Regions from separate parts of the Homo sapiens genome. Here region 1 is linked to region 2. The links are chromatin contacts, found by Hi-C or POLR2A ChIA-PET in ENCODE. All regions are on one chromosome and are shown on one strand. The core of a region is the stretch at or near the end of the contact, and the rest is flanking DNA. Distances in the headings are between cores, read along the strand shown. Region 1 overlaps WNT9B (Wnt family member 9B). Region 2 overlaps LOC101927060 (a long non-coding RNA gene).

Evidence for each region. Hi-C counts contacts between places; a loop is a spot of excess contacts on that map. ChIA-PET counts read pairs that join two places held with the same protein, here RNA polymerase II (POLR2A). Pooled maps may share reads with other maps.
Region 1: a map of heart right ventricle shows a loop between it and region 2 (2.9-fold over the local background). The contact joins two enhancer-like sites. A Hi-C loop is called at or near these places in 2 of 168 maps with a recorded cell type or tissue (adrenal gland and heart right ventricle) and 3 of 50 pooled maps. POLR2A ChIA-PET finds 5 or more read pairs at or near these places in 3 of 52 experiments (WTC11 and activated T-cell).

Annotation. Positions count from the first base shown.
Region 1 is chr17:46,868,337-46,872,022 of GRCh38, reverse strand. The region is part of intron 1 of WNT9B (Wnt family member 9B); the gene reads right to left. It also overlaps a transcript of LRRC37A2 not described here. Among named protein-coding and RNA genes, the nearest start is that of WNT9B, 19 kb to the right of the region's middle. Within about 2 kb of position 1,427, at least 3 of the 41 ENCODE cell types and tissues checked have a DNase peak (open chromatin) inside an H3K27ac peak, as active enhancers do.
Region 2 is chr17:46,989,957-46,993,462 of GRCh38, reverse strand. All of the region lies in intron 7 of LOC101927060 (a long non-coding RNA gene), which reads left to right. It also overlaps a transcript of LRRC37A2 not described here. Among named protein-coding and RNA genes, the nearest start is that of RPRML, 12 kb to the right of the region's middle. Within about 2 kb of position 1,687, at least 2 of the 41 ENCODE cell types and tissues checked have a DNase peak (open chromatin) inside an H3K27ac peak, as active enhancers do.

The DNA of each region.
Region 1 (3,686 bases), core at 178-2,677, 120 kb after region 2:
GAGCGGACACCCAGCCAAGGTCCCCTGACATCCCTCTCTCCCTTACATTATGCTGCTGCCCAAGTAATCCTGTACCAATCTAACATGTTTCCATAATTCCCAGATAGACCTTCAACCATCTGACCACCTGGTGCCTGGTACAAACAGATGCCTGGGGAGAGAAGGGGATGGAAGGAAAGAGAAGGGAAGGAAGGAAGGACTGATGGATGGTTAGATGAAGGTGAAGGAGCTGAATTCCCATCAGGCCATCAATCCCAGACTTCTTGTTCTCCTAGATTGAAAGTTCATCGATTCTGGAGCCAAGCTACCAAATTCTAAGGCTGATGTTCTAGCTATGCAATCTTGACACCTTGGTTTTTTCCCTTCTGGAAACTGGGCAGAGTGATCTTCTCTACCTCCTAGGGTTGGTGGGAGGATTATATGAAATGGACTAACCACAGTGCCTGGGACAAGCAGGCCTACCTTCCTGCTAGCTGGAGCTTCCCAAACTTCCCTCATTTTGCAAGATGCTTTACTCTCCAGCTAAGCAGAGTCTCCCCTTTGTCCAGATGAGGAAACAAAGGATTTACGAGGGGGCAGTGACTGGACTGGTCATACAACAGATCAGCAGCAGGGTGGGAATTGGAATTAGAGTTCGTCTTCCCTCTTCCCAGAAGCTCTCTGTGAGATGGCTCTGCTGGTTCAAAATGTTTGCTGTCCTATATCCTGGTGCCCCCAGTGTGGGTGGAATATACATCATTCCAGGACCCAGCCCAAGAGAAGTAACCCTGTTCTGGGATATCCTGGCCTCATAGCCAGGGTAAAAGATCAAAGGTGGGCTGGGCACAGTGGCTCACACCTGTAATTCCACACTTTGGGAGGCTGAGCAGGTGGATCGCTTGAGTCCAGGAGTTTGAGAGCAGCCTGTGTGACAGCAAAACCCTGTCTCTACTAAAAATAGAAAAATTATGTGGGCATGGTGGCACACACCTGTAGTCCCAGCTACTTGGGAGGCTGAGGTGGAAGGATAGCTTGAGCTCGGGAGGTGGAGGCTGCAGTGAGCTGAGATCGCATCACTGCACTCCAGCCTGGGAAACAGAGCAAGACCCTATCTCAAAAAAAAAAAAAAAAAAAAAAAAGCAAAGGTGGAAGCAGGCAATGTCTCTTAGAGCTCCTGCTTGGATGTGGCACTTGCCACTGTTGCTCATGTGCCACTGGCCAAGGTAAGTCCTGTGGTCAAGCCAGGAGTGGTCAGAGAAGCCCATGTTCCTCTGAGCCAAGGGCACAGCTCTCCTCTTTGGAGTCACCTGCCTTAGCCAGGACATCTGGCTGGAGGCCATGCCCTCTCTGTATGCCCCAGAAGTTGGAAGCCTCACCAGAGGGTATGCGGCCTGGCCAGGCCCCAGGTGCCCTCAGAAATCACCTGTAGATTCCACACCCATCAGGTGCAGTCAACCCATCATGGAGCATATCTCCGAAACCTCCGAGCAGAGACAGATGCTATCGGGCTCCCGTTGGCCTAGCCTGGCCCTGGGCTCCTCTCCCAGACAGGGTGAGGGCAGGGACCCGTTAATCATTAATCTGGGGGCAAATGGGTAATTTTCCAGTCCACCAGGTCTACACCCAAACCCCTCCCTGCAGCCTGGCAGGAAATCCTCAGAGTTTGACCCTTGGCAGGTCCAGAGAAGAACTGGATGTCAACTCCAGCTGAGGAGGCCACGCCTTGACTGGCTTCCAGTGTGGAGGGCAGCTTGGGGGCTGCAGCTACCTTGCCCTCAAATGTCCTCCTTCTCACACCGAGGGCTGGTGTGAGTGGCGACTTCTGCTCACACAATTCCTGTGTTTCAGAAACTGGACCTCCCTGATAGCAACTGATTGACAGAGGGGAGAGCAAGCAGGGAGTGATGGAAATTTTGGCCAATGAAGCTGCATATCCTTCAAGACCTGCCTCAAATGCCATTTTAAGAATAATAGCTATGATTATTATATCATTATAGCTACAGTATATGTCATATGATATGACATGATATATAACATTTTTTTTTTTGAGACAGTCTTGCTATGTGGTCCAGGCTAGAGTGCAGTGGTGTGATCTCAGCTCACTGTAACCTCCACTTCCCGGGTTCAAGCAATTCTCCTGCCTCAGCCTCCCGAGTAGCTGGGACTACAGGTGTGCGCCACCATCCCTGGCTAATTTTCATATTTTTAGTAGAGACGGGGTTTCACCATGTTAGCCAGGCTGGTTTCGAACTCCTGACTTCAAGTGACCTGCCCGCCTCAGCCTCCCAGAGTGCTGGAATTACAGACGTGAGCCACTGCACCCTGCCCAAGCTGTGTTCTTGTCTGGGACTCCCATGTAGTGTGGAGCGAAGGCTCAAAGTTGGTTTGTCTAACTAAATGCATCATCCTTGATTATGACCTCTGACATGTGAAGAGTGCCAGAATTCCCTAGGCTGCACTTGGGAGCCAGACCCAGCAAACCCCTCCACTCATTCAACAGGCATCTGGTTTTTGTTGGTTTGTTCATTTTTGTTTTCGTTTTTGGTGCTTCTGGCATGGAGTGGGTGGAGACCAGGGACGCTGCCCAGCACTCTGCAGTGCCCAGAACGGCTCCACTCCAACCACAATGTCCGCGATGCCCAGGGGAAGAGACCCTGGAGGGAGCAATGGGTCTCAAACGGTGCCCAGCTCTGCATGGCCAGTGTTGCCTTGGAGCTCTGTGGAATGCAAATCCTCAGGCCCCACCCCAGAGGCATCTGTTTTTTAAATTTCATCTAATGGACCCTGAGATTGATGGCTCAGAGAGTCCAGTATCAAGTCGGTTAATTTTATTAGTGGTAATGACACTTAGTAGCGATTAATGACCAGGAAAGGTAGCCAACCGCACAGAGGCCTCAGGCCACACCGGGCCCTGGTCTGCCCAGGGCTGCTCTCAAAGAAGGCTCCCTGGCACTGCCTCGGGAACCCCACAGGGCCCATGAAGACAGCCTGGGAGGCCTCAAAGACCCAGTTTCCCTCTGTTTATTTTCTGTGTTGCAGTTTGGGATCGTATTTCCTTTGAAGAAATAGTACCATGACATCATATTTAGAAAATGACCATCTATTTTCCTCAACAGTGAATTATCCGACACATGCTCAGCCCATGGCTTCTGCTGGGAAGGTATCTTCCTAGACCCCAGAATAATTCTGGGTGTGGCAGGCTTCAGCCTGCTCAGAGGTCAGCAGGAACAACGTCATCCCCTGGAAGAAGTCATACTGTTTGGCATCCCAGCCCTGCAGACACCACTCACTGGGTCCCTCTGTGAAATCTCAATTACCCACAGTTAGCTGAGTGCCAAGGGGGTAAGATGGACAACTGGAGAAATTCAAGTGGGCTTCCTTAGTCTTATGAACCCAGAAAAATGTGTTTATTTTGGTGTTTTTGTTTTGTTTTGTTTTGTTTTGTTTTTTAATCGAGTCTCACTCCATCACCCAGGCTGGAGTGCAGTGCTGAGATTTCGGCTCACTGCAACCTCTGCCTCCCGGGTTCAAGCAATTCTCCTACCTCAGCCTCCCGAGTAGCTGGGATTATGGGCACGTGCCACCACGCCCAGCTATTTTTTTTGTGTATTTTTAGTAGAGATGGGGTTTCGCCATGTTGGCTAGGCTGGTCTTGAACTCCTGACCTCATGTGATCCGCCCACCTTGGCCTCCCAAAGTGCTGGGAT
Region 2 (3,506 bases), core at 438-2,937:
ATAAGCAACTTTTGTTGAGCACCTCCTATGTGCCAGACACTATGCATGCCTGCCTTAAATCCTGGGGGTAGGCAGACTGATCCCTTTTTAACAGTTGAGGAGCCTGAGGCTTGGAGGCTGCAGTGCCTGACTTCCTCACCAAGGAAAACCTGTTGTCCCATGAGCCTGGGATCTGCCTCTGTTGGGATGCATGCCTGAAGGCATGCTGCACACATGAGTGACCTGGGGATGTGTTGTTTGATTAGATGCTCCTCTTTGTAGTTTTGCCTAAAACAAAAAGTACATGGCTTTTTAAGCTATTGACAACTTTATTTTTTGCATTTATTATAAGATACCATGTTCATTGTAGAACATCTAAAAAATACAGATAAGCAAAAAAAAAAAAAAAATCAAAATCTCTCCTAGTCCCAGCCTACAGAGATGGCCACTGTCAGTTTGGGCATATATTTTCATACATGTGAGTCTGTTTGCATGTGTGTATAGAAACTTACCAGAAAGGAGTCACATGCTACACATTGTTAGAAAATCTTCTTTGTCTTCAGTTAATAATATATAGTGGCCATCTTTCTGTGTCACTACATATTCTTTTTTTTTTTTTTTTTTTTTTTTGAGATGGAGTTTCACTCTTGTCTCCCAGGCTGGAGTGCAATGGCACAATTTCAGCTCACTGCAAACTCTATCTCCCAGGTTCAAACGATTCTCCTGCCTCAGCCTCCTAAGTAGCTGAGATTACAGGTGCCCACCACAATGCCTGGCTAATTTTTGTATTTTTAGTATAAACGGGGTTTTACCATGTTGGCCAGGCTGGTCTCAAACTCCTGACCTCAGGTGATCCTCCCAGCTCGGCCTCCCAAAGTGCTAGGATAATAGGCATGAGCCACCGCACCTGGCCTCATTAAATATTCTTCTACAACAGTGGCACTGCATTAGAACCCCTGGGGAAGCTTTAAAAATATCAATGCCTGGGTTCCACCCCTAGAGTCAAATTTAATTCATCTGGAGTGGCCTGAGCTTTGGAATTTTTAAAAACCCCCCAGATAGTTTCAGTACGCAGCCAAACCTAACAGCTGCTGAACTAAAACATTTTTTTTTCCCGAGACGGAGTCTTGCTCTGTTGCCCAGGCTGGAGTGCAGTGGCACAGTCTCGGCTCACTGCAACCTCCACTTCCCGGGTTCAAGTGATTCTCCTGCCTCGGCTTCCCACATAGCTGGGATTACAGGTGTGTACCACTACACCTGGCTAATTTATTTATTTATTTATTTAGTAGAGATGGGGTTTTTGCCATGTTGGCCAGGCTGGTCTCAAACCCCTGACTTCAGGTGATCCACTCGCCTCAGCCTCCCAAAGTGCTGGGATTACAGGCATGAGCCACCATGCCCAGCCAGCATTATTTTTCAACAAGGGCCTTGCATTCCATTTGCAAGGTATGTGTTGTAATTTGATCAATCCACTTTCTTGGACATTTAGCTTGGTTCCAATTTTTATATCATTATAAACCAGGAAGTAGCAAACTTTTTTCTGTAAAGAGCTAGGTGGTATTTGTTTTGGCCTTTGCAGGTCACAAGTTCTCTGTTACAACTGCTGAATTCTGCCATTATGGCAAAAAAGCAGCCACAGATCATGTGTACATGAATGCACATAGCTGTGTTTCAATCAGACTTTATTTAGAAAAACAGGTGGTGGCCAGATCCAGCCTGTGAGCCACGGTTCACTGAACCAACTCTGTATAAACATTGTGTAGTACATCTTCATGAAGCTAAACCTTCTAGGATGAAATGATCATTTTCTTGTGACAGTGGTTTTATACTGTTTATTTATTTTATTTTATTTTATTTTATTTTATTTTTTTGAGATGGAGTTTTGCTCTTGTTGCCCAAGCTGGAGTGCAATGGTGCAATCTCAGCCCACTGGGTTCAAGCAATTCTCCTGCCTCAGCGTCCTGAGTAGCTGGGATTACAGGGGTGCACCACCACACCCGGCTAATTTTTTGTATTTTTGATAGAGATGGGGTTTCACCATGTTGGCCAGGCTGGTCTCGAACTCTTGACCTCAGGTGATCCACCCACCTCGGCCTCCCAAAGTCCTGGGATTACAGGCGTGAACCACCGTGCCTGGCCTATACTGTTTCTTTTTAGAAGTAGGACCCTTCTTTAAATGAAACTTAATAAGGCTCATGTAAGCAACAGATAAGAAGTCATTCTGTTGGCATATTTTATAAATTCAAATATGCAGTATTTAGAAGACCAGTTAGGGGTCTTCTAGACCAGTTAGACATCATCTCAAGATGACATCTCAGAAGATGATGACTATAGTTTTAAATCAGCCTCAGTACCAGTGACATTCAAATCAAAGTTTTGCAGAACTAGCAAAGCACCTCTGTAGAACCCCACGGTTCCACCAGGAACATAATTTGAAAACCATTGCAATGGGATAAATTCCTGGAAGTGGAATTGCTGGAGCAAAGGGCCTGAACCTTTTAAAAGCAGTCTGTGGCCAGGTGTGGTGGCTCACACCTGTAATCCCAATACTTTGGGAGGCCAAGGCGGGAGGATTGCTTGAGGCCAAGAGTTCAAGATCAGCCTGGACAACATGGTGAAACCCTGTCTCTACCAAATATATGAAAATTAGCTGGGTGTGGTGGTGCATGCCTGTAATCTCAGCTTCTTGGGAGGCTGAGGCATGAGAATTGCTTGAATCCAGGAGGTGGAGGTTGCAGTGAGCCGAGATCGTGCCACTGCACTCTAGCCTGGGCGACATAACAAGACTCTATCTTAAGAAAAAAAAAAAGCATTTTGTGTGTGTTGTCAAATTGTCCTACAGAAAGAGAGAAATAAACGTGTTTCTAATACTCAAATGAGTGTGAACACCTTCCTGCATCCAGCTGGCCTTGACAGGTGAATGCCCTGGACACTGGTTCCTGGTGTGGTGTGAACCATGTCCTTCCCTTGTCTTACCCCTTACAACGACTGGGGGAAGATCCTTCAAGATTCTCACATTGTACATGCTCAACAAAGCTTTCAACAACATCAATAGTGTGATCACTTTATTCTTGACTTAAGGACATTGGCAAAGATCTTTATGATATGTTATCAGGTGAATTACATAGGACCCTTTGTGTAACTGATAAAAAGTTATCTTGAGGTAGCTGAAGCCATAAAGGGGGATTTAATTTAATACCTTATGTCACCAGACTACAGGAGCGTCCAGGGTTCTAAAAGTTGGGGCTTTCTTTCACTATTGTTTTGACTCTTCTGTGTCTGGGACTTCACCCTTTCTGCCGCAGATAGGTTTTCTCTATCTTTCCACTGTGGAGAGGAATATAATAGGCCTGCGTCCCTATAGCCTTGTCACTGGACAGAACAGAGCTCTTTTCCACCACCTCCGTGTAGAAATTCTCAGGGAAGATTTCAGATTGGCCCACTTTGGCTTATCTTTTAATTATTCCTTATGGTGTAACAACCCCAAAACGGAATGGCTTAACAATAACCATTTAATTATTTCTCAT